Regions from separate parts of the Homo sapiens genome. Here region 2 is linked to region 1. A link is a loop called in an ENCODE intact Hi-C map of the cell type or tissue named here. Cell type or tissue: lower leg skin. All regions are shown on one strand. Links, peaks and the distances in the headings refer to the core of each region. The heading gives the core; the rest is flanking DNA. Region 1 overlaps LOC107987065 (a long non-coding RNA gene). Region 2 has its middle 140 kb from the start of ALDH1B1.

Evidence for each region. A loop is a pair of places that touch in the nucleus more often than their neighbours do. Peaks named below come from ENCODE experiments on the same cell type or tissue, not always from the same donor. Only the 100,000 strongest peaks of a DNase experiment are listed, where the experiment ranks them.
Region 2: it touches region 1 in a loop (3.0-fold over the local background); 2 of 110 quality-filtered maps call a loop at or near these places.

The regions. Positions count from the first base shown.
Region 1 is chr9:38,338,138-38,354,304 of GRCh38, forward strand. All of the region lies in intron 1 of LOC107987065 (a long non-coding RNA gene), which reads left to right. Among named protein-coding and RNA genes, the nearest start is that of ALDH1B1, 46 kb to the right of the region's middle. RefSeq lists an enhancer at 1,224-1,313. In lower leg skin, for the core only: no CTCF peak of the experiment used is centred there; no DNase peak of the experiment used is centred there.
Region 2 is chr9:38,240,984-38,257,150 of GRCh38, forward strand. No RefSeq gene overlaps it. Among named protein-coding and RNA genes, the nearest start is that of ALDH1B1, 140 kb to the right of the region's middle. RefSeq lists a silencer at 11,695-11,895. In lower leg skin, for the core only: no CTCF peak of the experiment used is centred there; a DNase peak (open chromatin) is centred at 8,768.

The DNA.
Region 1 (16,167 bases), core at 3,057-11,056:
GAATACCCAGTAGCTCGTCAAGTAGCACTCCACAGAATGCTGTAAAACGATGGACAGGAGGCATCCACAGACATGTCCAGTCCCTCGAGAGAAAGTGTCTAATTCAGCTTTGGGGCCACAGAACCTAGCATGGGCCCTAGAAAAGAGTTTGTGTGGAATAAATAAACAAGCAAATTAATGAAATCATGCCATTGTTAACCCAGGCGGAACCTGGGAATTATAACTGCATGCCAAACACTATTTTCCAGGGCAACTAAGTCTGTGGCCAATGCATAGCTTTGTTGAGACCAAATCTCTTTTCTCCTCCCCACCCCTCAGCATTTGTACCAGTTAAAAACTGGCAGACCTTGAACCAGATCTGTCTAACATATGTGTTTTGTTTGGCCAGATCAGGGTTTTTGTTATTTTTTAATGCCATTAGGTAAGGGCTGAGCTCTGCAGCACAGCCAGACTCTGCCTCTCCCTGTCCTACCCCAACCTCTTCCCACATTCGCATCACCTGCTTAGCTCCCGAAGGCTTTGAGTTTGCCATCCTGGGTTTAAATCTCCCTGGGAAGTTGCTTTTTCTCTCTGCCCATAAACATCATGAATTTATTTTGAAATGGATTTGCCCAGATGAAATCACACAGATCTTTAAACCTTAGACTGTTTGCAATGAAATATTTACACAGCCAAACGTGGCACAGGCCCCGGCACACTTAAGGTGACTCTCTGAGCCAATATACTGATGAGGAGATGGGGATGGTCTCATCCATATGCTCATCTTCCCAGAGCTTCTTAAGCTTTAGTGGGCATTGAAGTCACCAGAAAGCTTGTGGAAATCCACATTGCTGGGCTCCACCCCCAGAGCTTCAGGACCAGTAGGTCTACATTATTCCTGAATTCCTAGGTAATGCTATGGCTGATGGCCCAGGGACCACACTTTGAGATTTGCTCCCCTACTGCTTACCAAGCTCTTTCACAATGGGCATCTTATTAGACCCCAACAACCAACCTAGGAGGTGAACAAGGCATGAATAACCACTCGCAGTTCACAACTGTCACAAGATGACTCAGAGAGGTTAACCAATAACACAAGGTCACACAGCTTGATATGAATTGAGGTCTTTTAGTGCCAAGTCCAGCTTCCTGCCAGCAAGGCTGTGGTTGAAAGAGGCTGTCTGACATCACTGTTTAGGACAAGGGAACTGGACCCGTGAACGACAGAGCCAGCATTTCAGGAAGTTACTTTCTGCCACAGAGACCTCTACTTCCAAGGCAGGAGCTGACAGCCTCCCTCTGTTCCTCTCAGCTCTAGGACTCCACACTGTGGCCCTATGTGGACAAGAAGGAAGAGGTTCCAAAGGAGCCCAGAACGCCCCACCCCCAATATTTGCCCCCATAGTGGTCCCAGGCAAGGCAGGAGAGGAGCAGAGATGCCTGCTCACTAGAGTCAAGACATCCCTTGCTGAATTTTCCATGTAGCAACCAAAGCAGAGTGAGAGACAGGCACAGACTGCAGCTTCTGGGAGGGAGATAGAGGGGGGCACAGACCATATGGAGCAAGAGTGACAGAATTTGGCAGTGCGGCCTCCACAGATGGGCCTGCTTATGTCCAGACACAAGCTGAGGCCAAGGACTGAATCATCTCTCTAGCAATTTCTTGTTTCCAAACACGTCTTTTGAAGAATGTGGGGATGCTGGGAGCACACATCAGAAGCCCTTGCTGGGAAAGGATAGAGAGACAACAGGAAAGAGAAGTTGCTTTTGCAGGGGGGCCACAGGTGTGGATGGAAGGACAATGAAGGGACCCAACATGTCCACCTGATGGGGTGGAAGTCACTGGATAGTGAGAGGGGAGCATGGAGGTTTGGGCAGCACAAGGAGGTCCATATCAAGGGTGTTGGGTGTGTTTTCTGGGGTGAGCCCCACAACTCTACAATGGAGTTAGCACCACCACCAAGCCCCACTGAACAGGAGAAAGACTGAGATTATAGATGGTAAGTGATTTGCTCAAGGGCTCCCAGCTGGCAAGGGCAGAGTCATGAGTGAGTGAACTGAGCATTCACACCTATCTGAGGACCCTCCCTCCCACCCTGAGCTAAGATTCTTATATTAGTCTCCTAGGTGCTCCTTGCGCCCCATCCCCCTGGCATGGCCTTCCAATAAGTTACTGGGTCCCCACTAGGGCTCCCCAGAATCTGTCTTCAGGATAAAGGCTGGGCGGCTCTGTCTGGCCGATATGGTTTGGCTTTGTCCCCACCCAAATCTCATCTTGAATTATAGCTCCCATAATCCCCATGTGTCATGGGAGGGACCTGGTGGGAGGTAATGGAATCATGGGGGACAGTTTTCCTGTGCTGTTCTCATGATAGTGAATAAGTCTCAGGAGATCTGATGGGTTTATAAAGGGCAGTTCCCCCGCACATGCTCTCGTCTGCCACCATGTAAGAGGTGCCAATGTTCCTCCATCTTCCGCCATGATTGTGAGGCCTCCCCAGCCATGCAGAACTGTGAGATCATTAAACCTCTTTTTCTTTATCAATTACCCAGTCTTGGGTATATCCTTATTGGCAGACTAATACACTGGCACTCGAGGCCCTGTGAGGCCAGGCTCTCGCCTGCCTTTCCAGCCTCATGAGCTTCACTAGCTGTGTGTCCTGGGACTTGCCATCCCCTGTACACATTCAGTGCTGCCCAGCTCTAGTCTTGAATGGGGGCCCAACAGTCACATCTCCCTGTAGCTTTTCCACTTTATGTTATCTTTCCTCATGCCTGTGTCTTTTCTCTCATTTAAATATCTGGTCTTCGAGCACTACGAACTTCTTCCCTGTGTTAGTCTGTTTTTGCATCACTATAAAGGAACAACTGAGACTGGGCAATTTATAAAGAAAAGAGGTTTAATCGGCTCATGGTTTTGCAGGCTATACAGGAAGTGTAGTGAGAGCCTCGGCAAATTTCCAATTATGATGGAAGGCAAACGGGGAGCAGCCATATCATATGGTGGGAGCAGGAGCAAGAGAGAGAGTGGGGAGGTGCCACACTCTTTTAAACAATCAGATCTCACTAAACTGAGTGAGAACTGAGAACTCACTCATCAGCAAGCCATTCATGAGGGATCCACCCATGTGACTCAAACACCTTCCCTACCAGGTACCACCTCCAACATTGGAGGTCACATTTCAACATGAAATGTTTGGAGGGGACAAACATTTAAAGCATGTCACCCCCCTGCACCATGAATATCCTTTCCACATGTGCACCACATTATGGCTTGCAGAATGCTGTCCCCCTGCAAGGTGTCATACGGGGTGGGTATTAGCCCCTTTGCAGACTGAGACCAGAGAAGCAGAGGGAGATGCCCAAGGTCTCACAGGTAGTTGACAAAGCTGCAGAGACTGAGGCCCAGGTTTCCAGGCTTCAGGTCCAGTGCTCTTTCCACTGTGCCTGGGTTTGGGGGAAAGGTGACTTTATGGGCTTGAGAAAAAACCACCCACCCACAGAGAGATGGTGCCCATGTCGGGGAGGGCAACTGTTATAGTTTCCTATTGCTGCTAGAACAAACTTCATGAAGTCAGTGGCTTAAACAACACAAATGTATTATCTTAAACTTCCAGAGGATAGACATCCAACATGAGTTTCAGTGGGCTCAAGTCAAAGTGCTGGCAGGGCAGCATTCCCTTCTGGAAGCTCTAGAAAAGACTCCATTCTGGAAGCTCTAGAAGAGACTCCATATCTTGTCTTTTCCAGCTTCCAAAGGCCGTCTATATTCCTTGGCTCATGGCCTCTTCCTTCAATTTTAAAGCCAGCAATCATGGATCAGGTCCTCCTCAGATCCATGGATCACATCACTCTAACCTCCTCTTCCACCTCCCTCTCCCACATCTAAAGGACCCTGGTGATTCCACTGGGCCCACCCAGATAATCCAGGATAACCCCCTTGTTTAAAGGTCAGCTGATTAGCAACCTTAATTCCATCTGCAACCTTAATTTCCTTTTGCCATGCAACCTGACATATTCACCAATTCTGAAGATGAGGGCATAGATATCTCTCGAGACATTCTTTTGACTACCACAGAGGCAAAGAGCAGATTCCTGCCCGCAGAGCCTGTCAATGTGATCACTTGGCAGAGAAGGTGACTCAGGCCTGGACCAGATGTCCAAATGTCCTTGGAGAGCAAGGGCAAACTCTGGAGAGCACATGGACAAGCACCGTGGCTTCTGATAGTCCAGCCCTTCAAAGCCTGGAGCAAGCTCTCCAGCTGCCCAGGGGTACTGAGGCTACCCCACTCGAAGGCATTAGGTGCTTTCCAATGAGTTTCCCTTATCTTATTCATCTCTTCATCAACTGCCAGATACACTACCCCTCTAACTAATATCAGAACATGGCAATATCTCCAACCAAATCCATCTATCACTCCCTTACTCCCACCCCTAGACTCCTTGAGGTCTAACCCACTAAAAATGGGAATTGGATCACTTAGAATTGAATCTAAACTTCTTATCAAGGCCTTCGGGGGTCCTCTGGCCTCAAGCAATCGTCCTCTTGTTCACAGAGCTCCAGGAAGACTTGCTTCCTTTCCATCACTTACACAGCACACAGCTTCCTGCCTCAGGGCCTTTGCATACATGGTTTCCTCTTCCTGTGACTCTCTTTTTTCTATCCTTCCCTTGGCTGATTCTTGCTCAGCCTTTAGGTCTCAGCCCAAATGTTGGTTTTTCAGAGGACACTTTTCTGACACCTGTCCCCCACCCCAGTTGCGTCTCCTATGCCATTGTCTCTCCATGGGAACCTAACTCTTTACCTTCATGGCAGCTATTTATAGTCATTGTCTCTGCTATTGTTCAGAACAGGACACACTTGGGCTCTGATGCTGCAGGACGGTCATCCTTTGAATAAAAAACTTCAGGATTAAAATGTGCCAAATTCTGCAATTTCATCCTCTCTTTTCGACGACCAGGAATGAGTTCAGCCTTCAAAGCACAGCTCCTGTAGGCTGATTTTTCTTATGGGCTTTGAGGTTGGACAGACTCACTCTCTGCTTCCTACTCCACCAACTGGCTGAGTGGCCCTGTGCAAGTAAGTCACTGTGCCTCTCAGGGCCAATGGCTCTGCTTTACCCAGCTGACTTTGGCCCAGGAGGGTGGCAGAGAGGCCTTCACCAGTAGGTGACAGGAGGTCCAGAGGCCATTCAGTCAGAATCCAACACCCAACAGAGACCAGGAATGGTGATCGCTAACCAAGGTGTATGTTGTCCCCAGGATGTCCTTTCTGACCCCTCCTCTCCTTCATCTCCCATCATCACTCTGCATCCTCAGCTCAGAACACATGCTGTCTGACCTGGTTCCGAAACATCACTGTCACTGCTCAGAAAGCCTGACTTTCCCATCAAAGACTTCCAGGGCATCCCCAGAGCACTCTGGGGCTGGTCTCAGAAACACAGAATAAACAGCAGCCAGTCCATTGCAGAACAGGCCACAGGGCCAGCTCTGCTTCTGCGTCCTCCATGTCAGGTGCTTCTCTGCCAGCAGCTCCTTAGTAAGGCAGCCTTAACAAGCTCGTGCATAGGGTGATTCTTGGGGCAGGATCAATCTGCTCTCTGCTGTCAGCTTCCCCAGAGAGGCACACTCGGCTGAGATCAGGTTGGTGGTCCAGAGATCTTGCAGATGCCAAGGCTCTTGCGCCAGTGCAGTGGGAAGAACCAGCATTCACCGTCCTCATCCCTTCATCTCATTCAGAATCACCACAACAGTAACAACATGAATCAAGAAGGGCCATGATTTTTTTCTGAGTGCCTACTATACGCTAGGCACATGCTGCATGATTTACCTGAATTCTCCTTTCGTTTTCCCAACAAACCCCTTTTACAGATGAGGAAGCTGAGGACTGAGAGGTTAACTGACTTACACAAGGCCTCTCAGTCTATAAGTTGAGAAGTCAAGATAAGAACCATGTTCTCCCCAACCCCTCACTGAGATAATTATATTCACAAAAATGCATCCCATGTACACAACATTTTACAGCACTCAGAGCTCTTTCCCATCTGCTTTTGGCTCTGATCTTTGATCAATCCCTTGGGCTGAGTATTATTAGCCCATTTATTCAGATGGGAACATTGGGATTCAGAGCAAGGAATTGACTGGCTCAAATCAGCAGGTGTATGAGTTATCTATTGCTGTGTAACATATTACCCTAAAATTTGGCAGCTTAAAATAGTACACATTTGTTTTCTCCCAGTCTCTGTGGGCCTGGGATCAGGCATGACTTAGCGATATCTTCTATGTCATCTGATGACAGATGCAGCCTCTTCTGTGAGGCTGCAATGGAGGTGTCAGCCCAGGGTCTGTGGTCTCATCTGATGATGCCTGGGGGAGGGATCTCCTTCCAATCTCATTCATGCGATTGTTGATGAGATTTAATTCTTTGGATGTTGTTGCACTGAGGACCTAAGTTCCTCTCTAACTGTTGGCCAGAGACCCCCACTCAGTTCCTTGTCATGTGGACCACTCCAACATGGCAGCTTGCTTGATCAAAGTGTGCAAACCAAGAAGGCAAGAGGCAGGGGGAGGGGGAGACAGAGAGAGACTGTTAGCAAGAAGGAATTCACAGTCTTTCGTATTAATAGCCCAGTCATGGAAGTGGCACCCATCTCATTTGCTATGTGTCTGTATCCATTAGAAACAAGTCACTAGATCCACCCCAGACTCCCACCATAACAAGGGCATAGTTACTAGCAGGTGGGGATTACTGGAGACAATCTTAGAAGTCTGCTGACTACAGCAGGGAGCTCAGCTGGAGTCTAGTGTGTGCAGCTCTGAGTCTGGCCCTGTCCTCCTGGAACTGGGAATGTGCTGGCCCAGTGGACCGATGTAGCAGGTGGCAACCTTCCCCTCGTCCATCCTCTAGGAAGCTCTCAGGAAGAGAGAGGCGGCCCCACTTTAATTACATATCTCCCCCAGGGAAGCCTCTGCTGCCTGTGTTCTTCTCTGGGTAGTTTTGTTCCCCCTTTACTGCCAGCCCTGCTTTAAATCAAAGCTGCTGCCTGTTCAAGGGCTCCCAGCCCCAGGCAGGAAGAGGATTTATGAGTGGGTGATCCAGAAATGTAATATAAAGGAGTCAGGACCCAGGCAGTAATGGAAATGGAGAGGTCCTGGCGAGCGAGACAGGCGGCCAGGGCCCACTGACCTCTCAGGCCCAGCAACCACCCTGCCTCTGCCTTTATGAAAAGCTTCCATCATCCTTCCCTTCTGCCTACCCCACTCTCCCTCCTTGCTGCCTGCACTACAGCTCCCATCCATAGCCAGAACCCAGGTCACCTGCATCCACCTGAATCTGCCTTTCTAGAGCTGCTTCCTCTGTCTCTCCATCTCCTGTCTCCCCTTCTCCCCTTCCCAAATCTGCCTGGGCTCAGTCTACACTGATGGACTTCTGTCTCCAGGCCTTTGCTCAGGCTGTTTCTCCTGGAATTGTCCTTTCCCCATGTCCCTGTGAGCAAACCTCCTTGAGGGTTCCTTCCCTGACCTGTCCCTCTGTCCCTCTCTCATGGCACTGAGCATGGTGAGCCTAATATTGGAACCCATTCTCTCCCCCATCAGATGGAAACTTCTTTAAAAATAGGGGCTGGGGCTGGAAGCCACCATGGTTCTGCCACTAGCTGGCACGTGGGAGGTGCTCATTGATAATGGGATAATGGAAAGGAAGGTCCAGTTCAGAATCACCTCTGAGTGCAAAAAACCCCCGAACTCTCCTTTTACTCATTCTATGTGGCGGCAAGTGGCTGCTCATCCCCTGCTCCTGCCCGCTACTGCCTTCTGCTCTCTTCCCTGAGACACCTCTCCTGTGACAGGTCCTGGGTCTGCCTGGGTACAGCACCTAGCCCTGCCACATACAACATGCTTGCAGCCTCCCACCTGCATCTTACCCGGAGCAAAGCCCTCCTTCCCAGCCACAGATGCCCAAAGGGACACAGACTTTTGTGCTCAGAAAACTACCACCCCCGCCCCAACCACACTCTCCACCTGACCCACTTGCACCTCCAAGGGCCTGCTTGTGTGGCCTGAGGATCATCCCTGACTACCTGTTCTCTCTCACCCCTCCCCCCAGTCCATGTTCTGTAAGCTTTTCCTTCTGTTGAAGGTGATTTTCACATGTGCATCTTTCCCCACCCTAACAGCCACTGCCCTGTCCAGGCCATAGCCCTTCCACATTGTTCTCCCTGCCTCCACCTCACCCTACTCATTCTATTCTCCACCCCAAGGACCAGGGCCGTTATCCTTATCAAAACTTTCGGTGCTCTCCATGGGCTGAGAAACCAGGCTCATGCTCTTCAGCTGACAATCAAGCCCTCTGCCATCCGGCTGGCCTGGGACTTCTCTGGCCTTATTCCCCATTTCCCCAGCATCTCCACCCATACTCTTCAGGGCCACTCACACGGGCCCACCTCCTATTCTCCAGTACCCCTGGTTCTCTCCCACCTCCGAGCCTTGGGTCATGTGGTCCCTTCACTTGGAAACACTCTTCCTCCTCATCTCTGCCCATCTAATCTACTGTCCTTCCAGGACAGCCCAAAGGCCATCTCCTCCATGAAGTCCTCTCTGACTACCTTCCAGAAGGCAGGGACCTCTCAGTCCTCTGAGCTCCTATGACCCACACAAAAAGCATCCGTGTCTGGCCACCCTTCACCCCAATTAGGCTTTCTGGGTGCAAGGACCCTGTCTCATTTCCCCTCTTCCAAACCCCACCCCCTGCTGCTGCCTCTTCTATGGAGACAAAGACAAAGGCATCCCTTGGGGGAGGGGAGCCGTCTTGAAATCTCTGGGAGGCGCCTGACAGCTCAGTCCTACTGAGAAGAAAGCGGCCCAGAAGGCTGCACTCCCAGGGAGGGGTTCTCACCAGAAGGCCCCGCGCTGGGCCTGAGCCAGGGAGTGTTTGCGGGAGCCCAGGGGTGTGTGTGTGAGGGGTGGGGGACTTGGCAGGCGCTGGGATGGTTATGATCCATTCTTGTTCCAGTTCCCTGATGTCTTTGTTTAGAATCCCCTGCTGCTCCTCACCAGGCAACAAGGGGGGTGTGGATAGCTCAGAGAAGGGGCAAAGGAGCCTTGGGAGGAGCCAGTTCCCCTCTTTTAAGGGGAGACCTAGGAAAAGGGAGGGAGCCCCAGAAGGGGCCCTCTTGTTAACGTGCATCCTTCACCAGGTGCAGGGCTGGCCCTTCAGCCCCTTGGGTTCTGGCTCCCACTCTTCCAGGCTTCTTGTCTGTCTGTCTGTCTCTCCTTAGTCTGCAGCCTCTTCCTCTGGACTAGCTCCTCTTTCAACAATGCCCTACATTCCCCTTTCCCCCTCCTCCCACCCCCAGTGCTGTCCTCTCCACAGATGCCAGCAGGCTGTGGCTCAGATCCACGCCCTCTTCCTCAGCACCCCAGCCCATGCACTTGTCCAAGCCAATTCATTCCAACTCCTATTCTTTTGCCCCCACTCTCTCTGACTCAGAAGAGTTTAACACACAATCACCAGAGCCCAGAGAGACAGCCCAGGTTCCATTCCCAACTCTGCCACTTACCAGCCAGGTGTCCTTGGCAGGTCCCTTCACCACTCAGAGCCCCGGTCTTCTCACCTAAATTGATGTAATAATACCTATCTCAGCCAGATGCAGTGGCTCACACCTGTAATCCCAGCACCCTGAGAGGCCAAGATAGAGGAGAGGATTGCTTGAGCTCAGGAATTCAAGAGCAGCCTGGGCAACATAATGAGACCTTGTCTACAAAAAATTTTTTAAAATTAGCCAAGCATGCCGTCACGTGCCTGTGGTCCCAGCTACATGGGAGGTTGAGGCAAGAGGATTGCTTAAGCCCAGGAGGTCAAGGCTGCAGTGAGCTCTGATCACGCCACTATACTCCATCCTGGCTGAGAGAGTGAGACCCTGTCTCAAAAACAAAACAAAACAATACAAAATGAAAAACCTATCTCACAGGTGGTGAGGTAAGAACTGAGCGGGGCACAGAGCAGGGCCAAGCACACAGGATGTACCCCATAGAAGGCAGCATTGTCAGGAATGCCCTGTCCTCCCTAGTAAATGTCATGGCCACCAAGCATTGAGCCCTACCAGTGAGTCCTGTGACGACCCCCCTTTCCAACTGATCCTTCTCAGTGTCCTTCCCAGGATCTTCCTTCTCTGTTCATCCCCTAAATGTTGACAGCCCCACCTGCTGTCCCTCCTCCTTCTCTGTCTGGGTAATCTCAGCCACCCTTGGGCTCCTGTAGCCATGGGACACCATCACCTCTGAACCTGCATCTCCAACCCAATCTCTCTCTCTCTGGAGCTCCAGAGGCCCTTCTTGGCCCTCTCTAGCAAATTCCAAAATGTTACATATGTATGATTCCATTTATATAACATTTATGAAATGGTAAAATTTTAGATATTGAAGACACATTAGTGGTTGCTGGGGAGGGCAGGTGCTGGGATGGAGGTGGGTGCAGTCATAAAAGGGTATATTAATTTCTTTTTTATTAATTTTTTATTCCCATAGGTTATTGGGAAACAGGTGGTGTTCGGTTACGTGAGTAAGTTCTTTGGTGGTGATTTGTGAGATTTTGGTGGATCCATCACCCGAGCAGTATACACTGCATCCAATTTGTGCTCTTTTATCCCTCACCACCTTCCCACCCTTTCTCTCTGAGTCCCCAAAGTCCACTGTGTCTTTCTTATGCCTTTACTTTCTCATAGATTATCTCTCACGTATGAGTGAGAACATACAGTGTTTGGTTTTCCATTCCTGAGCTACTTCACTCAGAATAATAGTCTCCAATCTCATCCAGGTCACTGTGAATGCCATTAATTTATTCCCTTTTATAGCTGAGTAGTATGCCATCATATATATATGATGGAATATATATATGTGTGTGTGTGTGTGTGTGTGTGTGTGTGTGTGTGTATAATACAACAGTTTATCCATTCATTGATTGATGGGCATTTAGGTTGGTTCTATGTTTTGCAATTGTGAATTGTGCTGTTATAACCATGCATGTGCAAGTATCTTTTTCATATGATGACTTCTTTCCCTCTGGGTAGATACCCAGCAGTTGGATTGTTAACTCAAATGGTAGTTCTCCTTTTCGTTCTTTAAGGAATCTCCATACTGTTTTCCATAGTGGTTGTAGTTTACATTCCCACCAGCAGTGTAGAAGTGTTCCCTATTCACTGTATCCACGCCAACATCTATTATTTTTTATTATGGCCATTCTTGCGGGAGTAAGGTGATATCACATTGTGGTTTTGATTTGCATTTCACTGATCATTAGTGATGTTAAGCATTTTGTTCATATGTTTGTTGGCCATTTGTATAACCTCTTTTGAGAATTGTCTATTCATGTCCTTAGCCCACTTTTTGATGGGATCGTTTGTTTTTTTCTTGCTAATTTGTTTGAGTTTGTTGTAGATCCCAGATATTAGTCCTTTGTCAGATGAATAGATTGTGAAGATTTTCTCCCACTCTGTGGGTTGTCTGTTTACACTGCTGACTGTTCCCTTTGCCATGCAAAAGTGCTTTAGTTTAATGAAGTCCCAGCTATTTACCTTTGTTTTTATTGCATTTGCTTTGGAGTTCTTGGTCATGAAATCCTTACCGAAGCCAATGTCTAGAAGGGTTTTTCCAATGTTGTCTTCCAGAATTTTCATAGTTTTAGGTCTTTAAGTCCTTGATCCATCTTGAGTTGATTTTTGTATAAGGTGAGAGATGAGGATCCAGTTTCGTTCTCCAACATGTGGCTTGCCAATCCCAGTACCATTTGTTGAATAGGGTGTCCTTTCCCCACTTTATGTTTTCGTTTGGTTTGTCAAATATCAGTTGGCTGTAAGTATTGGGGTTTATTTCTGAGTTCTATATTCTGTTCCATTGGTCTATGTGCCTATTTTTATGCCAGTACCATGCTGTTTTGGTGAATATGGCCTTATAGTATAGTTTGAAATCAGGTAATGTGATGCTTCCAGATTTGTTCTTTTTTGCTTGGTCTTGCTTTGGCTATGTGGGCTCTTTTTTCATCCATATGAATTTCAGGATTTTTTTTTCTAATTCTGTGAAGAATGATGGTGGTATTTTGATGGGAATTGTGTTGCATTTGTAGATTGCTTTTGGCAGTATGGTCATTTTCACAATATTGATTCTACCTATCCATGGGCATGGAATGTGTTTCCATTTGTTTCATCTGTGATTTCTTTCAGCAGTGTTTTGTAGTTTTTCTTGCAGAGGTCTTTCACCTCCTTGGTTAGGTATGTTCCTAAGTATTTTATTTTATTTTTGCAGCTATTGTAAAAGGAGTTGAGTTCTTGATTTGATTCTCAGCTTGGTCATTGCTGGTGTATAGAAGAGCTACTGATTTGTATACATTGATTTTGTATCCAAAAACTTTGCTGAATTCTTCATAAAAGGGTATATTAATTTCTAATTTCTTCTGTAATAAATGACCACAAACTTAGTGCCTTAAAGCAATACAAATGTATTCTCTCTCAGTTCTGGAGATCAGAAGTCCAAAATTAGTTTCACTGGGCTAAAGTCAAGGTGTTGGCAGGGCCGCAGTCCCACTGAAGACTCCAGGGGGAAACCTGTGTTTTGCCTTTTTCAGCTTCATGAGGCCGTCTGCATTCTTTGACTCATGACCTCTTCCTTGCATCACCTTAGCCTCTTGCATCCATCATCACATTTCTTACTTCCTGCTTTGACCTTCTTGCCTCCCTCTCACAAGAACCCCTGTGATTACTTTTAGGGCCTACCTGGATAATCCAGCAGCATCATCTCCCCCTTTGAAGATCCTTAACTTAAGTACATCTGCAAAGTCCCTATAACATTCACAGATTCCAGGGATTAGGACCTGTATCTCTTGGGGGATAGTGGTAGTTGCATTATTCAGCTTACCACAAAGGGCTACACAAGGAATCTTGGTGGTGTTGGAACCGTTCAATATCTTGACTATGGTGTGGTTGTATCCCATACAAAGATCTACCCAGGGGATAAGATTGTGTAAAACTTAACACACACACACAATTGAGTACAAGTAAAACTGGTGAAATCTGAATGAGATGTGTGGCTTTTATCAATATCAATATTCTGATTGTGATATTATACTATGGTCTTGCAAAATGTCACCATTGAGGGGAAACTTGGCAAAGTGCATAAGAGTTCTCTCTGCATTCTGTCTTACAACTGCATGTGATTCTACAGTTATCTCAGGAAAATTTTTAATTATTAAAAAAGTGCTAGGCCAGGTGTGGTGGCTCATGCCTTCATATAGTTTGGCTGTGTCCCCATGCAAATCTCATTTTGAATTGTAGTTCTCATAATCCCCACATGTTGTTGGAGGGACCTGGTGGGAGGTAATTGAATCATGGGGGCAGTTACCCCCATGCTGCTGTTCTCATGATAGTGAGTGAGTTCTCAAGAGATCTGATAGTATTATAAGGGACTTTTACCCCTTTGCTCAGCACTCATTCTCCTTCCTGCTGCCATGTGAAGAAGAATATGTTTGCTTCCCCTTCTGCCATGATGGTAAGTTTCCAGAGACCTCCCCAGCCATGCTGAACTGTGAGTCAATTAAACCTCTTTCCTTTATAAATTACCCAGTTTTGGATATGTCTTTGTTAGCAGCGTGAGAATGAACTAATACATGCCTGTAGTCCCAGCACTCTGGGAGGCCAAGGAAGGAGGATCCTTGAGCCCAGGAGTTCAAGACCAGCCTGGGCAACATAGAGAGACCGTGTCTCAAAAATAGTACTAGGCTGAAGGTATGGCAGAAGCCAATTTGGTCATCTTCTCAGCTCCCTTTCCTTGTAATCTTGCAGTCCTGCCCACAAGGATGGGCTGTCAGCTGCCATGTGTTAGAAGCTGAGCTGACCCTCTTGGCTACAGGTGATGGCACCAGAAGTAAGCACCTGACCCAAGATGAGCCCGTTAGAGCCCATTCTTCAGTTCTTTGGTAATTTAGAATTGGGACGCCGGAGACAGCCACCCTGTGGATGGCTGGACTTGTCACATAGAAACATGACACTTGGGGTGTCCATGTTCTACCACGTACAGGGAGGAACAGGGGATGTTCATTCAAAGACAGGAGATCGGAGTCCCTCTGCAGAGGGAAGCAGACAAGAGCTGAAGAGGGTGCCTTGCTTTCCTATTGGCTTTCCACTTCCTGTTTCTAGTCCTTCTGGAGATGTGGCCCAATTTAGCCCCTGGATTTCATGAGATTCCTTGTAACAAATCTCCTCACTGCCACTCCCTGTCCTCCAGCTAGCTGAGAAAGATTTCTATTATTTACAGTGCGGACTTTGAGCCATGGCCTGCCTAAGCCCTGGGTGCCCTGGGGAGGTTTGTGTGCTACCCTTCCAGGGTTCAGCACAGGGAGGGTATGCAAAGGGTCCTTTTTAATCTTGGACTTTGACCCCACTCCTGTCCTGTATCCTGTCAGTCTGTAAAATGCAGGAGTGGGCCTGTCAGCTGCCCTGAGAGCCCTCTCAGCTCTGCGGCTCTCTGCAATCAGTCCCACGCATGGTGCACACAGTGGGAACTTGCTGACTGCTCATAGCATGGGGTGGAGGCTGTCCTGAGAATTGTGCCAGAGGATGGTCTGAGGACAGTGGGCAAACCCCAAACACTGTCATGTCTAGAGGAAAGGAGACTGAGAAGAGCCCAAGTCAGCTCCCCTAGGCAACCAGGAAACAATTTGCAAGATGGAATTCAACAAGCAATGCCAACAAGATCATAATGACCATATTTATGGGAGAACGTGGAGGCCCGCGTGCGGGTTTTCATTATCATGTGTATAAATGTGATGGCTCTGTGCAGCCAGCCTCCCGCTCCAGGCGGCAGCTGTTGGCTGGTGCATGGTAATTTGATGTAAATTGTCCCCAAATATGGTAGTTCCCTCCTCTGCCAGGGGAGTTTGAAGTCACAAACCTGGAGATGTTGGCAGCAGATGTTTTCTTACTCCTCCGCAGGCTGCTGGTATTGTGGAAAAGGATAACAAACCCAGAGACAATGCTTACCTGCACCACCTCTGGTGTGCCTGCTGTGAGACCTGCAGCACACGCGCCACCCCTCTGAGCCTGTTTCCACATCTGTAACATAGGCACAATGTCCTGTCAGGGTTACTTTGAGGAGTAGAAGAGATATACCCAGAGCATCCAGTACAGTGCTTTTATTAATATTCTTCTTTGGGACCTCGGTGGTGCCAGTTGTAGGAGCTGGGCAGTCAGTGCCCAAGCTTGTCTTCTAGTCCTAAATGGTGGGCTCCCCCAGGCAGAAAACAGGAAGAGCAACATGATTAAAATAAAAGTGAAAGTTCTAGGGAGAAACCTTAGTCTAAGGACAGACTAAGGTTTAATTCAAGAGCTCACTGGAATTTGTAAGCAAAACATCAATACCCCAATATGTAAATGAGCAAAGGGTTCAAACAGACAATTCACACCGGAGAAAGACAAATAACAATCCAACACAAAGAAAAATGTCTTTCCCCCCTCTTTTGCTTTACTTTTCTTTAATCCTCGGTGCAAGATATCAAATTAAAACAACCTCGAGATGGCTTTATTCCCACAAAATAAAAAAATATGTATATTAAAATGAGTTTCTAGCTGAAGTGATACACTCCGCTGGGGAGGTAAAACTTATCCTGTAGCAGACATTTTGCAAGGCGATCTAATAATATGTACCAAAAGTCAAATCAAGATAAATGATCCAGGCATCTCACTAATGTGAATTTCTCCTGAGGAGATTATTCAACAGGAGGAAAACGCCAAATCAACAAAGATGCCGTGAAAACATTTGAAAAGCGAGGTATGCATGCGTCAGTGGAAGATGGGGAAGCCATCCATGAGGTTCCACACAGAATACCCTGAAGTGCTTAAAAGGGTAGTTGTGTTTTGAGGATTAGGCATAGCATGTGGAACAATGTTTACAATGTATTTTTAATTTAAAAAAGGAGCACAAAAGGCTATTTATAGCATGATGGAAACTATACACATGTGACTGTATGACGCAAATGGTGCCTCCTTGCAAAGGATGAGACATTGAGAGGGGTGCGCTGTCCAGCACAGAGGGAGACCCCCGGGAGGCATGAGATCTCTGTCTCTCAGTCCCAAAGGTCATCTCAGAGCAGCAGCAGCAGCAGCAGACAAGCTTTGAGAGGTCCCAGAAAGCAGGCCTAGCACA
Region 2 (16,167 bases), core at 4,634-12,633, 96 kb before region 1:
AAGAGAATATGAGAAAAAAAGTCAGAAGACCAATTTTAACTGTGAATTCTGTAATCAGCATGATTATGACCCATATAAAATTTCAAAATCAAGTTGTATATAATATTTTTAAATAGAACTTGAATAGAATATTATTTTTAGAAGAAGGGTTTGTAATGCTGAAAAATATTATGGTCTTTCATTCTTCTAAATGACATATAATTTGAAGAATTTTGATGAAATTGGACTACTGTATGTGAAAATTTACAATGGAGAGGAGGTCGCGGCGCCGGAGGCCCCAGAAGGCTCGAAGGCGCCGCGGGCTGGGGTCGGTGGCTTAGGGAGCCCGTCCGGCCATGGTGGCCGCGGGTAGTGGTTGGCGCGGCTGCGCTGCGGCCCGGGGCAGTGCGGAGCCGGGACAGTCGCGGCGCTGACGCCCGCGGGCCCCAGCTGCAGATATGAAGCGGAGCCGCTGCCGCGACCGACCGCAGCCGCCGCCGCCCGACCGCCGGGAGGATGGAGTTCAGCGGGCAGCGGAGCTGTCTCAGTCTTTGCCGCCGCGCCGGCGAGCGCCGCCCGGGAGGCAGCGGCTGGAGGAGCGGACGGGCCCCGCGGGGCCCGAGGGCAAGGAGCAGCCGCCTGCCTTGGCCTCCCAAAGTGCCGAGATTGCAGCCTCTGCCCGGCCGCCACCCCGTCTGGGAAGTGAGGAGTGTCTCTGCCTGGCCGCCCATCGTCTGGGATGTGAGGAGCCCCTCTGCCTGGCTGCCCAGTCTGGAAAGTGAGGAGCGTCTCCGCCCGGCCGCCATCCCATCTAGGAAGTGAGGAGCGCCTCTTCCCAGCCGCCATCACATCTAGGAAGTGAGGAGCGTCTCTGCCCGGCCGCCCATGGTCTGAGATGTGGGGAGCGCCTCTGCCCCGCCGCCCCATCTGGGATGTGAGGAGCGCCTCTGCCCGGCCGAGACCCCGTCTGGGAGGTGAGGAGCGTCTCTGCCTGGCCGCCCCGTCTGAGAAGTGAGGAGACCCTCTGCCTGGCAACCACCCCGTCTGAGAAGTGAGGAGCCCCTCCGCCCGGCAGCTGCCCCGTCTGAGAAGTGAGGAGCCTCTCCGCCCGGCAGCCACCCCATCTGGGAAGTGAGGAGCGTCTCCGCCCGGCAGCCACCCCGTCCGGGAGGGAGGTGGGGGGGGTCAGCCCCCCCCCCGGCCAGCCGCCCCATCCGGGAGGGAGGTGGGGGGTCAGCCCCCCGCCTAGCCAGCCGTGCCGTCCGGGAGGGAGGTGGGGGGATCAGCCCCCCGCCTAGCCAGCCATGCCGTCCGGGAGGGAGGTGGGGGGGTCAGCCCCCCACCCGGCCAGCCGCCCCGTCCGGGAGGTGAGGGGCGCCTCTGCCCGGCCGCCCCTACTGGGAAGTGAGGAGCCCCTCAGCCCGGCCAGCCGCCCCGTGCGGGAGGGAGGTGGGGGGGGTCAGCCCCCCGCCTGGCCAGCCGCCCCGTCCGGGAGGGAGGTGGGGGGGTCAGCCCTCCGCCCGGCCAGCCGCCCCGTCTGGGAGGTGAGGGGCGCCTCTGCCCAGCCACCCCTACTGGGAAGTGAGGAGCCCCTCTGCCCGGCCAGCCGCCCCGTCCGGGAGGGAGGTGGGGGGGTCAGCCCCCCGCCCGGCCAGCCGCCCTGTCCGGGAGGGAGGTGGGGGGGTCAGCCCTCCGCCCGGCCAGCCGCCCCGTCTGGGAGGTGAGGGGCGCCTCTGCCCGGCCGCCCCTACTGGGAAGTGAGGAGCCCCTCTGCCCGGCCAGCCGCCCCTTCCGGGAGGGCGGTGGGGGGGTCGGCCCCCCACCCGGCCAGCAGCCCCGTCCGGGAGGGAGGTGGGGGGGTCGGCCCCCCGCCCGGCCAGCCGCCCCGTCCGGGAGGGAGGTGGGGGGGTCGGCCCCCCGCCCGGCCAGCCGCCCCGTCCAGGAGGGAGGTGGGGGTGTCGGCCCCCCGCCCGGCCAGCCGCCCCGTCCGGGAGGGAGGTGGGGGGGGGTCGGCCCCCCCGCCCGGCCAGCCGCCCCGTCCAGGAGGTGAGGGGCGCCTCTGCCCGGCCGCCCCTACTGGGAAGTGAGGAGCCCCCCTGCCCGGCCACTACCCCGTCTGGGAGGTGTGCCCAACAGCTCATTGAGAACGGGCCAGGATGACAATGGCGGCTTTGTGGAATAGAAAGGCGGGAAAGGTGGGGAAAAGATTGAGAAATCGGATGGTTGCCGTGTCTGTGTAGAAAGAAGTAGACATGGGAGACTTTTCATTTTGTTCTGCACTAAGAAAAATTCCTCTGCCTTGGGATCCTGTTGATCTGTGACCTTACCCCCAACCCTGTGCTCTCTGAAACATGTGCTGTGTCCACTCAGGGTTAAATGGATTAAGGGCGGTGCAAGATGTGCTTTGTTAAACAGATGCTTGAAGGCAGCATGCTCGTTAAGAGTCATCACCAATCCCTAATCTCAAGTAATCAGGGACACAAACACTGCGGAAGGCCGCAGGGTCCTCTGCCTAGGAAAACCAGAGACCTTTGTTCACTTGTTTATCTGCTGACCTTCCCTCCACTATTGTCCCATGACCCTGCCAAATCCCCCTCTGTGAGAAACACCCAAGAATTATCAATAAAAAAATAAATTTAAAAAAAAAAAAAAATTTACAATGGAAATTAACTGCTATGCTGTTGATAGGGCATCAACTTGTGAGGAGCTAAAACCTTAAATTGTTTTCTAAACTCTCCCATTGATGTTGAGCAATACACTTGCATCAATAATTTACTAAATGTATTTCTGAACACTTTTATGGCTCTCAGAACATATTTAACTTTGCCAATATTGGTTGCCAATGGAGAACATAGCTTCCTGAAATTAAAATGTATTTTAAATTACTTAAGGTTTGTAATCTGTCAAATCTAGCAACCAGTTCTAGGGAAAATGAGATATTGGAGCAAGTGAGTGTTAAAATGATTATAATTTGTGTTCATGAAAGCAAGATGCCTGTCTTAGCTTAGATTTCCCTGAAAAGCAGAGGCTAAAACAAAGGTTTGCGGGTGTGTGGTTTATTTGTGGGAACTGACCCCCAGTGAACTGTAAAATGTGAAAAAGAAAAAAAATCTATCCAAGCTATGCAGCTGGACACCACCCTGAACACCTGCGCTCCATCTGGTGGGACCCTGTGAGGAGCCATGTTGAATGCCTTCCAGAACCATCTGCCATGGGGCAGAAGAAGGGTATATTTCTGCACCTGTGCCAATCCCCCTTTGATCAAAGGTTGCTGCCCTGTGAGAGGTTAACTCCCTTGTACTTCAAAGTTTGCACATTTGTCAGAATGCCGTATGTGGCCACAGCAGAAAAGCCCCAGAAGCCAAAAACAAGAGGGTTGAGGAGGGAACAGGGGCGACTGAGTGAGCTGCTCTCAGGTTAAACTTGCACACAGCTGGTTGTCTCAAAAACAGCTGGAGTAGAAAAGGTTGCCTAGAGGATGTGAGGTGGGGCATAAAAGGGGTGCTGTACAACATATTTAGCAATTTTAAAACAATCATATTCTAGTTCTAATTACAGTGAGTATGAGTTTAAAATTTCTATTTCATTTAACATCCTGTATTTTGGTTTAATGTACATACGGTACAGAAATTTTAAGTATACAGCTCAATGAATTTCGAGTGTTCTTTGATGTTCTACAATTTTCTTTTTGTTACATATACAAAATGACTGTTATAATAATGATTATTAAGAAATAATGGGCCGGGTGTGGTGGCTCATGCCTGTAATCCCATCACTCTAGGAGGCTGAGGCAGGTGGATCACCTGAGGTTAGGAGTTCGAGACCAGCCTGGCCAACATGGTGAAACCCCGTCTCTACTAAAAATACAAAAATCAGCCGGGCGTGGTGGTGCATGCCTGTAATCCCAGCTACTTAGGAGGCTGAGGCAGGAGAATCACTTGAACCCAGAAGGCGGTGGCTGCAGTGAGCCGAAATTGCACCACTGCACTCCAGCCTGGGTGACAGAGCAAGACTCCATCTCAAAAAAAAAAAAAAAAAAAATTAATAATGTAACTCTTTTGAAACTTCATGTGGGAAAGGGGCATCTTTTTCTCATTTGCCTTCTGATGCCATGTGAACCGGCAGTTGGACCTCTGAGGACAGAGATGTGTGCCCTGAACAGGGTAAAGATGGACACTTCCTCACTCAGTACAGAAGGCTTGGGAAAGTTGTGGTCAAACTGGTTTTTTGTCATTTGAAGATTTATGAAACCTAAGCTAGGAGAACTTGCTATTTTGAATATCTCACAATATGAGGACTCCATTAAAGCAGGGGAAACTGTATACTTAGCTTTTGGAACATTGAAATTTCCTGCTATACTTCCTTCCACTTCCCTTCTTAAACTTTTTTGCCCTTAGTAAGCACCTTGGCTGGTTATGGTTCCTTGCCTGGTGGAAAACTCACATCTGCATTCCTGAAGAGCCTACGGCATTAGACTATGCTGTTATTTATTTTATTTTATTATTTTTTTTGAGACGGAGTCTTCGCTCTTTCGCCCAGGCGGGAGTGCAGTGGCGCTATCTCGGCTCACTGCAAGCTCCGCCTCCTGGGTTCACGCCATTCTCCTGCCTTGGCCTCCAAAGTAGCTGGGATTACAGGCCCCAGCCACCACACCCGGCTAATTTTTTGTGTTTTTAGAAGAGATGGGGTTTCACCGTGTTAGCCAGGATGGTCTCGATCTCCTGACCTCGTGATCCGCCCGCCTCGGCCTCCCAAAGTGCTGGGATTACAGGCGTGAGCCACCGCACCCAGCCTATGCTGTTATTTTAATGAACGTTTACCATAAGCCATGGGGGTATTAAGAGGCATTCCAGAAAAATCTCCTGGGTTCCAGAAAGACTCCTCTTTGTCCTCATCGTGTAGTAGCAGCTTACTTCCCCTTTGGTAATCAGGACTAATCACTCCAGTGAGGACACTACCTCCTTCCTTGCCTCTTGGTTAAATGGCACGGGGGGCCCAGAGTAGCCAGGGGGCAGTCTGAGCTTCCAGTTCAGTGGACTATGGTTGTGTCCATTGATGGAAGTGGCTTTCCTTTGGGAATCAAGACTTCTGCACCAGGGAGCTCAAAGCCACAATGATAGAAATGAAAATGTTGCTTGTGCTTCATTAAGGGTAGTTGTGGTATGAACTACTTCTGTTTCCTTCCATTGATTCCTGGACCCATGAATGCTAGCTGTGGGAGAAACAGTAGCAGACATTGGTCACTGAGTTAGAGCATATACCCCATTCCACAGGACATTACCTCAGCCCTGCAAAGGTTTGTCACTTGGCAGGTGCCATAAATGAGTCTATCAAAGGCCAATCCATTGTTGTATCAGGCCTGCTGTTTAGAGGATGTGGTCAGGTCAATGATTTCTGTGACCTTGAACCAAAGGATTATTTCAGGGCAGTCATCAAAGCCTTGTCTTTTCCTACCTGGCCTTGAGTTGGTCACTTTAAGCCCAAGGTCACCATTTTCTTTTTTCAAATTCATCATCACAGTCAGAAGTAGCTAACTAACCTACAGTCCTTACATGCTGTTTCCACTGTTCTGTTACAGCAGCTAGTCGGTCACCTGACTTTTTCTCCACGTACCTGACTTCAGGTGACTACAGGTAATAACTTAAGGAAATGTTTTGCCACTTTGTGCCATGGACTACCATGATTTTGCAATGGTGACATTTCTGCCCTTAATTCTAATAGTAGTGAAAGAATTTCACATTCCCATTCTTAAAGACCAGTTCCCCTGAACAACTAGTGGTTTCATTGAGGAAAACAGAGCTATTATAAGTATTATGGGAATAAAGGGTTTAACACAGGAGTTGGGGCTTATGCAAATCTGGGAGTAGTAGTGACAGTGAGGTTCTAGAAAGGGAATGTTGAAGCATTGGAGAAACCATTGGTAACCACTTCTGTCTGAAGCCAGGTGCAGCTGGCGGGGACGAGCTTGTGGGAAAGTCTGAGGAACTGCATGCATCTGGCCACCAAAGTGCATCCATGGGGTGAGAGTTCACGGGGTGGTCGGCAAAGCTTTGGTGTCCGTTGAAGCTGCCATGCCTAGTGACGCTGCCACTGTGCCTGACTGGCATTCCCTCCCAGCAGCAGTGGCTTCCCTTTTCCTTCTTCCTTCCAAATTTTGCGTGGGTTTCTCCCATCAGTAATCCCCATCCTGGAAACACACACAGCAAACAACATACTGGGAAGCATCATTCCAGCCTGAAACAGGAGATGGTGCCAAGTTGACAACAAGACAATCCAGCCCAATGTCCAACAATGGGGGATTGGTTCAATAAATTACGGTAGGGCCATGTAGTAAAATCCTACACAGCCTGCATTCATCAGGGATCAACCAGAGAAACATAACCAGTAGGTTATATATTCATTTATTGCTTGTTGCTTGCTTGCAAGGAATTGGCTCACATAGTTGTGGGGTCTGGTTAGGAGAGTTCAAAATCTGTAAGGCAGCCAGCAGGAAAGGCAGGCTGGGACTCTTGGGCATCATCTGAAGCTGCAGTCCACAGGTAGGATTTCTTCTTCTTCAGAGGACCTCAGGTTTGCTCTTAAGGCATTCCAATAGATTGAGTCAGGCTCACCCAGATTGTCCAGGATAATCTCCCTTACTTACAGACAACTGATTATGGACCTTAATCACATCTACAAAATGCTTTCATGGCAATATCTAAATTAGTGTTTGACTGAATAACTAGGGGACTGTAGCCTAGCCAGTGTGACACACAAAGCTGACCAACCCACAGCCATAGAAAAGAATCACATAGATCGATATGTGTAATGTGATAATTGATGCTCTAGAAGAACATTAAATGATATGGAAAGGTATCCAAGAAATATTAAGTTAAAAAGGCAGGTTCTAAAACAGTACGTAGAGTATTATTTTGTTTGTGTAAAAGGATGTCTAAGTATAGAGAAAGTAGACTAAAATATCACACGAGAATATTCAGAATGGTAATTACTGAGTGCTGAAAGAATGGGTAATGAAAACGTTCTCATTTTTGTGTATGCGTATTTCCTAAATCATTTACAATAAATACATGATACTTTATAGTGAGAAAAAGTTTAAATATTCTATTTTAGACACATTAGGAAACCTTGCTAATTAAAGAACAGTAGGCCCCTTCGTGGTGTGGGGCGTGGGGGAGGGATTTCCTCTCTCTTCTCCACTCCCTAAGCTTCTCCTTCTCTATCTACTTGCAGACACCAAAGTTATTTGCAAGACAGAAAGCTCTCAGGTCTTACAATGGAAATCTTTCCCTCTTATTCCTTTCCCTAACAAGTATGCGTGGATGCTGTGGGTGAGACGTTGAAAGTAAGCATTTTAATTTAGTATACACAGTGGAGAGAACCTTTAATATAATATTAATTCACTGTGCAAACTAGCAAGGTTTAATAACCATGTGAGCCATCGGGAATCCTGGTGTGACTCAAAATGACATCTGCATTAATGGTCTAATTAATAATGCATATGTTAATAAAATCTCATTAAAGCCAAAGTACAATTATTCACGTAGGATGCAATTCTTTAGCATCTGTGGGCCAATGTAGTGCTTTGGTGATGCCAGTTGCAATTTCCAATGATAGATGACCTTTTAATTCTCATTAATTGATTAAAGAGGCAGTGATTAGTGTAAAAACTCAACTCGTTTGGAAGTACAAAAATCACTGGTAAGACAATGATGATTACAAATCAGGAGGAACCAGGCAGCCCATCACAGGCATCTGCGTGTGCACAGTGAGTAATAAGAGATGGTAGGCAGGTAAAACAAGGCCAGTCATCCATGTCTCCCTCACTGCACCACAAGCCTGGGGATTGGACTCTGCTGCTATCAACAGTTTAATAAGAATTATATCAACACTGATTAATTCTTATGGAAAAATTATTTTTTAAAGGAAGCACCATAAAGTTAATTGACTAATTTGATTACTTTTCAGTTTCGTTTTCTTCTCAAGTTTTCCCATTCCCATTTTGGTCTTACTAAAATTATTTCAATCAAACTGTTTCACCATGAAGACTTGGTTTACCAGTCAGTTTGTTTTTTAAAAATTGACTTATGAGAGTGTCATTTTTTTTTTTCTTTTATGGCCATTATTTCCACCAAGCCCAAGTTTCCTGGGTCGTATCGAGCCAATCAACATAGTGTCAAGAAGATTTGAAGCTTTGGTCAATTTTTAGTCAATAAAAATTTCCACCCCGTGGACTTCTAGCCCCTGTCAACATTTTATGCTGACTACTGCCACCAGTCATTATGATCACATGTTGGGTAAATGACTAAGAGCTTATCTTTATTTCTAAGTTAACCCATGAAAAAAATGTGAGCAAATTTATGAACTAGGGCAGACATTAAGAGGGAGGAAAGATGGAAGGGAAGGGGGAAAGGAGAGTGACAAAAACAGAGAAGGAGAGATACAGAGAGAGATGGAGACAGACATCAAAGGGTTGCAGCAGTTCTAGCTTACTGACTTTTCTTCAAGGTAAAAATTTCTTGGTGTCAAAAGGCAGAGTCGAAACATCTGCTTCTCTGCTCCCCTAATCCCATGGCCTCTGAGTCCCTGCTCTGAGCTAGACCTGTGCCATGGGGAACAGAACTGAGTAACGTAGGCTATCAGCTCTCAGAGAGCCTCCAATCAAGGGAGCCACATGTGGCAGCAGCTAAGCCATGGAGGCTGCTCTCCAGGATGAGGGAGCCACTCATATGTATCTCTGTGCCCCCAGCACCTGGCAAAGGGCCTGGCCACAGAACCTGCTCATAAATGAATGAACTTGTCCCTCTACTAACATGCATTTATGCAGACTTTTCTATGTCCTGGGTACTGAGGCAGGATTCAAGAGTACAGCAGTGAAGCAAGCAGTGCATGGGGAAAGCAGCAGAGGTTGAGATGAGGCATGCATGTTGAACACATAAACCAGAGCTTAAAAAATGTAGGCAGGAACATAGTGATTAACTTTTAAGACTAAAGTCCGTGATGCTAAACTGGCTGGTTTTAGAAGGCAGACATTGCACGACACAGGTGAGCAGAGTGCCTGGTGTCGGGGTGGGGAGGGGGGTGCAATGTTCCACTTGACACTTGCAATGGTTTCTTCTTTCTCAATTCTTGGGTCTGTGTGCCCGAAGCCATTATCCTATCCTGCCTCCTGGTTTCCTCTCCTGGTAGGCAGCGGGTGCCCAGGAAGGACTCAGGAAACTTGAGTGCCAGCCCTGCCTCTGAGCACTCACCTCTCCACTGTAAGCCTCAGTTTCCTCATTTGTGAACTGGGGGTTCTAGCTTCACTCTGTCTAATGTCCCTTCTCATGGGGTCACCAGTCTTTGCCATTGGAAAGTGCCAGCTGGGCCCTGCTCAGGGTCTGAGGCTTGGTCCAGATAATTAAGAAAGCCCCTTGGCTGGGGTCACTGTGACTAACAATCTCGGACACCCAGTGAGGGGTTTCATGTACTCCACACCCGATCCAGCTTCTCTTCTCCCTTTGGCATTCAATTCTCCCCACTGCAGTCACCATCCTATGCCCGCTTGTCCTGCTAGGATGTTTTTCGCTAAGACTGAATCACGGCAAGGCTGGGGTCTTTCTGTTGAAGGTAAAGCCGGGTTCCTGGTATCTGCAGAATTGCCTGGGGCTGTGTCCAAAGTCTGACTTGTTCCTATCAAGTTGAGGCCCAACAGACAAGGAGGCCTAACATTTCTTAGGCATCTGCCATGTGCCAGGCTCTGTGCTGGACTTTTTAATGTCAAAATCTCAACTGTCAAGCAGAACTGGGTTTATCATTCACATCTTACAGATGGAGAAACTGAGGCTCAGGGAGTTTTTGTGGCCTGTTCAAGGTCCTGTAGGTACTAACTATCTTAGCACTGCTTCTCGATGCCACGGGAGGAATTTCGAGCTGGTCCTGGAGTCTGCCCAGCAGCATGATCTCCCTTGGCCTGGAAACATTTTGGGGCCTGCAGGACCTCACCAAGCAATCGCCTCTAGGGTTAGCAGGGGCAGCTGTGCTAATGGGCTCTGTGGGACAGCTCCTGGCTAAACATTTTCCCTTCTAGAGGCCCCATCAGAGAGAGAGACCACTGGAAGTCAGTGCCTGTAGCCTCTGGATTGGGTTAACCAGGGATACCATAAATCCCCTTGACTGCCGTGCAGCATCTTATTATCTTGGAAAGGAGAGGCCCTAGGAGGTGATCTGGCTATGCACCTTCTGTTCAGAGAGGGGAAGCCTCCTGTCCAGAGTCATGGCAGGGCAGGGCTGGGCCTCCTGATTGCACCTGTCTGGTTCTGTCTTCTTTTCTCCATGGCTTAAAGGCAGGGCTCCAGATTTTTACAAAAGCTTTTCTACCTTTGCTCCTCCTTTTAAATCTTCCTTTTAGAGTCACTTTCTGGTCCTCCCCTTCCCCCATAAGAACTCCACAGCAATTCACACACCCTGAGGGGTGAATGCATAGCAGATTGCTAAAGCCAGGCTGTAATTATCCATCTGTCTGCTTTAGGGAAGAATTCACTTGCACCAGGATAAATGCTGATGGGTCTGACACCCCTGATAGTGCTTCCTGAGCATCCACTCCAGCCTCTTTGGGGGTCCTGCATGGGGGAGGGTGGGTACAAAGAGATGAATCAAATGGTGCTGCTTCTAGGAGTTCCCAGTCTAGCAGGGGACAAGTGGCCAGGAACAGAGAGAGGCATGGCAAGTGTCCAAGGAGCAGAGTCGTAAAGCCCTGCAAAGATTGGGTGGGATTTGGACAGTGGGGGGCATTTCATGTGTGAAATCTGCATGAGCAGAGGTGTGGGAGTGGGAATTGTGGAGAGCGTTTTGGCTCTGTGAGAAGGTGTGGCATGGGAGATGAGGTTGGAAACATATCTGACTATATAAGCCCTAAATCCCTTCAACCTTGGCCTTGGCCGGAGATTATAAACCAGCTTCCCCAGAAGAGACTGAGACCTTCAACAAGTTTATTTGGTCCCCACAGAGTTTTTGTTTTGCTTTTATTTTTTAATATTTTGAGTTAGTTGCCAACCTTTAAAAATCAGAAGATTTAACATGAGAAATGTATTTCCAGCTCTCTAGAAGAATCCAAAGAAATGGCAACCCTGGGCCCGCATTTCTGTCTGGCAGACATGACGGGTGTGTATTTGGGAATGTGCATTTTCTGGGGAGAGGGTCTGTGCTCATCAGATCTTTAGAGGAGTCTATGAGTCTCCAAAAATTAGAACCATGGTTGAAGAAGGATATTTAATGTCATGAAAGATGTTCACAAAATAATAAAAAAAGTTTACAAAGGAATATTAACTGTATGATGACATTTTAGAAAAATATATCTATTCATAGAAAATATTGGTTATCTTTGGACAAGGTGATTAAAGGTAACTTTTATTTTTCCCTTTGCTTCTGTTTGTAAACAATATGTGCAAGAACATCATTTTAAAACTAATTTTTAAAGTAAATCTGAGCTAGGTGACAGTGTTTAAAGCCTTTCAATTTCCCAGCCACATGCAGAAAGAAATTTGAATTCTTTGGTCTCTTTCTGCTCTGGGTCAGTGAAACTTCCAGCCTTCCCTCCTACTGTATCTTTGGACACTGGGAACCCTCTGTCCCCTCTGCACACTCCTAGTGTCTGACAGTGACATGTCTCTGACTCTTCCACCCTCTCTCTTTCCTACTGAGCCCCTACTCCTTCTTCCAGGGAGTGTTACACATCACCCCCTTCATGCAGCCATACCCACTCCACACTGATAGGGCCATCCACACCTTCTGTCAGAGGCTTGTGAACCAGAGCAACTCCATCTTAAATAGGAGCTGGGTAAGATGAGGCTGAACACTACTGGGCTGCATTCCCAGACAGTTAAGGCATTCTGAGTCACAGGATGATATAGGAGGTCAGCACAAAATACAGGTCATAAAGACCTTGCTGATAAAACAGTTTGCAGTAAAGGAGCCGCCCAAAACCCACCAAAACCAAAATGGTGACAAGAGTGACCTTTGGTCATCCTCATTGTTACACTCCCATCAGCGCAATGACAGTTTACAAATGCCGTGGCAACTTCAGTAAGTCGACCTATATGGTCTAAGAAGGGGAGGCATGAATAATCCACCCCTTGTTTAGCATATCATCAAGAAATAACCATAAAAATGGGCATCCAGCAGCCCTCAGGGGTGCTCTGTCTATGGAGTAGCCATTCTTTTATTCCTTTACTTTCTTAATAAACTTGCTTTCACTTTGCACTGCGGACTCGTCCTGAATTCTTTCTTGTAGGAGATCCAAGAACCCCCTCCTGGGGTCTGGATCCGGACCCCTGTCCTGTAACACTTCTGCTGTGGCCACCCTCTGTTGCTTGGTCCCTTCCCCACAGGGTTGCTGGTAAAGTATGTGCCTGATCCTGCCACTGGACTCTGGGCTTCTAGGGGGCAGGAACCATGGCCTGTTCACGTGTTGTCTTGTTCACAATGCCTTGCATGCAGTATATGATCAGGAAATGTTTGTCCAAGTCAGTTGACTGGAAACGAAGAGAAAAAAGTGAGGCCGGGTACAGTGGCTCACGCCTGTAATCCCAGCACTTTGTGACTCTGAGGCAGGTGGATCACTTGAGCCCAGGAGTTGGAGACCAGCCTGGGCAATGTGGTGAAACCCTGTCTCTACAAAAATTACAAAAATTAGCTGGGCATGGTGGCATATGCCTGAGGTCCCAGCTACTTGGGAGGCTGAGATGAGAGGACTGGTTGAGCCCAGGAGGTTGAGGCTGCAGTGAGCTGTGATTATGCCACTGCACTCCAGCCTGGGTGACAGAACAAGACCAAAGCAAAATTAAAAAAAAAAAAAAAAAGGAAAAAATGAGAGTTTTAGTCAGAATACATGGATTCAAGTCCCTGTCATGCCTCATAGGCTTGTGCGACTGACCATGGGCAAGTCTTTAACCCATTTTTCTACTTGCTCCTCTGCAAAATGGGCACACAGGCTTGCTCTCAAGACTAAATGAAATGATGTATGTGAACGTACTTTAAAAATTATCAAGTACTATACTAATAATCGCTACTGCTGTCATTCATTTCCACTCCTTTAAGGCAGCTTTTCCTGGATAGTATAGACTGACTTACTCAGGTTGAATTGGTAAGTTAGTGGTGGAGCTAAGACTAAAAGCCAAATCCTCTATAGGTCACCAACTGTCCTGTTAACAGCAAGTGTTAAAAGAAACTGGGAAATGTGATCGGGAGCTGGCCGTTGACTTCTCTGGGCAGGTGTCATGGTTTCCCATCAATTACTGCTGGAGGATAAGGGAGGGGATGGTTTTCACGCTGACTGATCCCCCTGCCATTGCCATGTCACAGCCACCATCTGCCCCTGCCTGACTTAGAAGAAAGTGCAAAATGCTTCGTTTAGCCTCTCTTTGCTCTTCTCTTTGAGCACTAAGTGTCCCTGCCAGATGCTGAGCTGAGGGCTGGAGCAGGGGGTGGGGGGACCCTTTTGCTTTGTGCTTACAGTGAGATGGGCAGTTACGAATCTAACCAGAAAGCAGACTGTCACTGGGCACGCTCAATCACACCAGCACATTGGCTCCACAGGGGCCGAAGCCAAAGATGCTGGGCTGTGGGAAAATGTGTTCCTAAGACTTCTGCAAGGCACCAGCATTGAGTACCATCACTCCAGCCCTTGAAGTGATGCGGTGTGAGTGAAAGGGACATAAAAAGTTGGTACATTTTGGAGCATAAATTCTGCACCAGGTCAGATACTGCATGTCCTGGAGAGTAGAAAGGGCCTTGCACAGGAAGTTGGGACTTCTCAGTTCTGAAGCTCCAGCTTTGTGGGCTTGGGTGAGCCACCCAGCCCTCCAAAGTCTCTCTTTCTGTCATCTGTATTGATATGAGGCTTCTTATTGAGCAGATATTAATATTTACTGAGTGCTTACCATGTGCCAAGGATACTTCAGTGAACCAAACAGACACAATGCCAGCCCTCAAGCAATTCCTGTTGTTGTGGGATTATAACCATTCCAGCCCTGCCATCTTTCCAGCCGCAGCCAGCAGATAGGAAAGTGCTTTCTAAACAGAGGTTATGGCTGAGATCCACCGAGGCTTATAAATCAGTTGCTCTTTCACCATCCAGAAAACTGTTCCTCCAGCAGTTAGATAATTGAGGTTAGTGTCAGGAGGGAAGAGACCTAAATTAATGAAATTAATGAGACCTTCCTCATGCTTCAGTTACCTTCTACACATTGAGTTGAATCGAGATGGCAAAGGCTACAAGTTTTGAGCAAGAGTTCATTGTGAAATCAATTGATCACAGACTCCCAATGCCGTTCCTTTAACTCTCAGACACTTAATTGATGAATACCTACTGGAGATACAATGTAGACAGGGAGAGTGCCCACAGGGCTCTTATAATCCGTTTGGTGATCAGACAAGAGAAAGGGCTAGAGGGACTAGGGAGAATAGGGTGCCTCTAACCTGGGCCTGATAGGAGAGAGTCAGGGAAGGTTCCCTAAAAGATGTAAACTCAGCCTATAAGAGATGTAAACCTATAGTTTAATTAGACCAGGATGAAGGATGCAGGGAGAGGGAACCCTGGAGGAAGGGGTGCTGGAGCCACTCTTGAGTGGAAAGGCAGGAAGCACTGGATTAAGAAAGATAGGGCAGGAATTGCTGCCAGAAGGAACCATTGCACAAGGGGAGAAACATGCACAGTGGGTTCGAGAAAGGCCTCTTTTACTCTGTTTTATGCTGCTGTAACATAATACCACAGACTGGGTATTATGAACGGATATTTTGGCTCATGGTTCTGGAGGCTGGGAAGTCCAAGATCAAGGGGCCACATCTGGAGAAGGCCTTTTTGCTGCGTCATCCCATGGCAGAAGGCAAAGTGAAGGTGAGAGAGATCAAGAGGGGGGTGAACCTGTCCTTTTATAAGGAGCCCACTCCCACAATAATGGCATTAATACATTTGCTTTACCTTCATGCCCTAATCCTCTCTCTTTAGTCCTCACCTCCCAACACTTGCACTGGGGATTAAGTTTCCAACATATGCTTTTGGGAGACACATTTAAACCATAACCAGCCCTTAGTGGTCCGATCTCTAAATTTTACAAGTGGAGAAACTGAAACCCAGAGAGGTCTTAAGCTTTCTCAAGGGTAAAATTGAGGATCCATGACTAAATGTTACCCAAGACTCCCTTGAACTCTAATAATTAATCATAATTAACTTTTTGGTCCAGGGAGGTTGTTAATATTCCCATTTGACTGTTGAGGAAATTGAGAGAGAAAAATGATCTGGCCAAGGCCAACATAGCTAGTTAGTGGCAGAGTCAAGATTGGAATTTGCACTCCAAATACTAAAATCCTGTGTGAGTTCTACTATGTCACATTGCCTCCAACACCAATTCTAAAGACCTCTGAAGCTGTCTACACCAATGATGCTCAGACTACGTGGCACCTGAGAACACGTGGGAGGTTTTAAAACCCCGGAGCACACGCCAAACCCAGAGCAATGATTTCAGAATCTCTGGGTCACGGCCCAGGCATCAGTATTTTATGAAACTCTCCAGGTGATCCCAATGTTCCTGTGCCTACATCACTTGGCAATCCTGCTAAAATGTAGATTCTGGGGTGTGGCCTGGGCACTGGAATTTTTTAAAGCTCCCCTGGTGGTGTTGATGCCACTGTTCCAAGAAGCACACTTTAATTAGCAGGGAGTCTACACACTGCTGTATGTCACTTTGGCTGCCTTCTTTCCAGGTCTTCTCTTTCTCTCACTTTCACACATGTGCACCTACCTTCCTCCTGGCCTAGGCTTTTAAATGTCATGCTTCTAACCAAGAAGAGTTTTCCATCAGGAATGCAGAGCCCCACAGAAGGTCGCTACTCATGAAAACACTGAGTGCACTGCTGACCTGACAGCCTGACAGACACATGGGGACCTCAGGGGCAGAGCTGGGACTGGAATGAAGCAAGTCAGGTGCTAGCGCACAGTGTTTATTTTATTTTTATTTATTTATTTATTTATTTATTTATTTATTTTTTCGAGACGGAGTCTGGCTCTGTCACCCAGGTGGGAGTGCAGTGGCGCAATCTCGGCTCACTGCCAGCTCCGCCTCCCGGGTTCACGCCATTCTACTGCCTCAGCCTCCCAAGTAGCTGGGACTACAGGCACCCGCCGCCACACCTGGCTCATTTTTTTTTGTATTT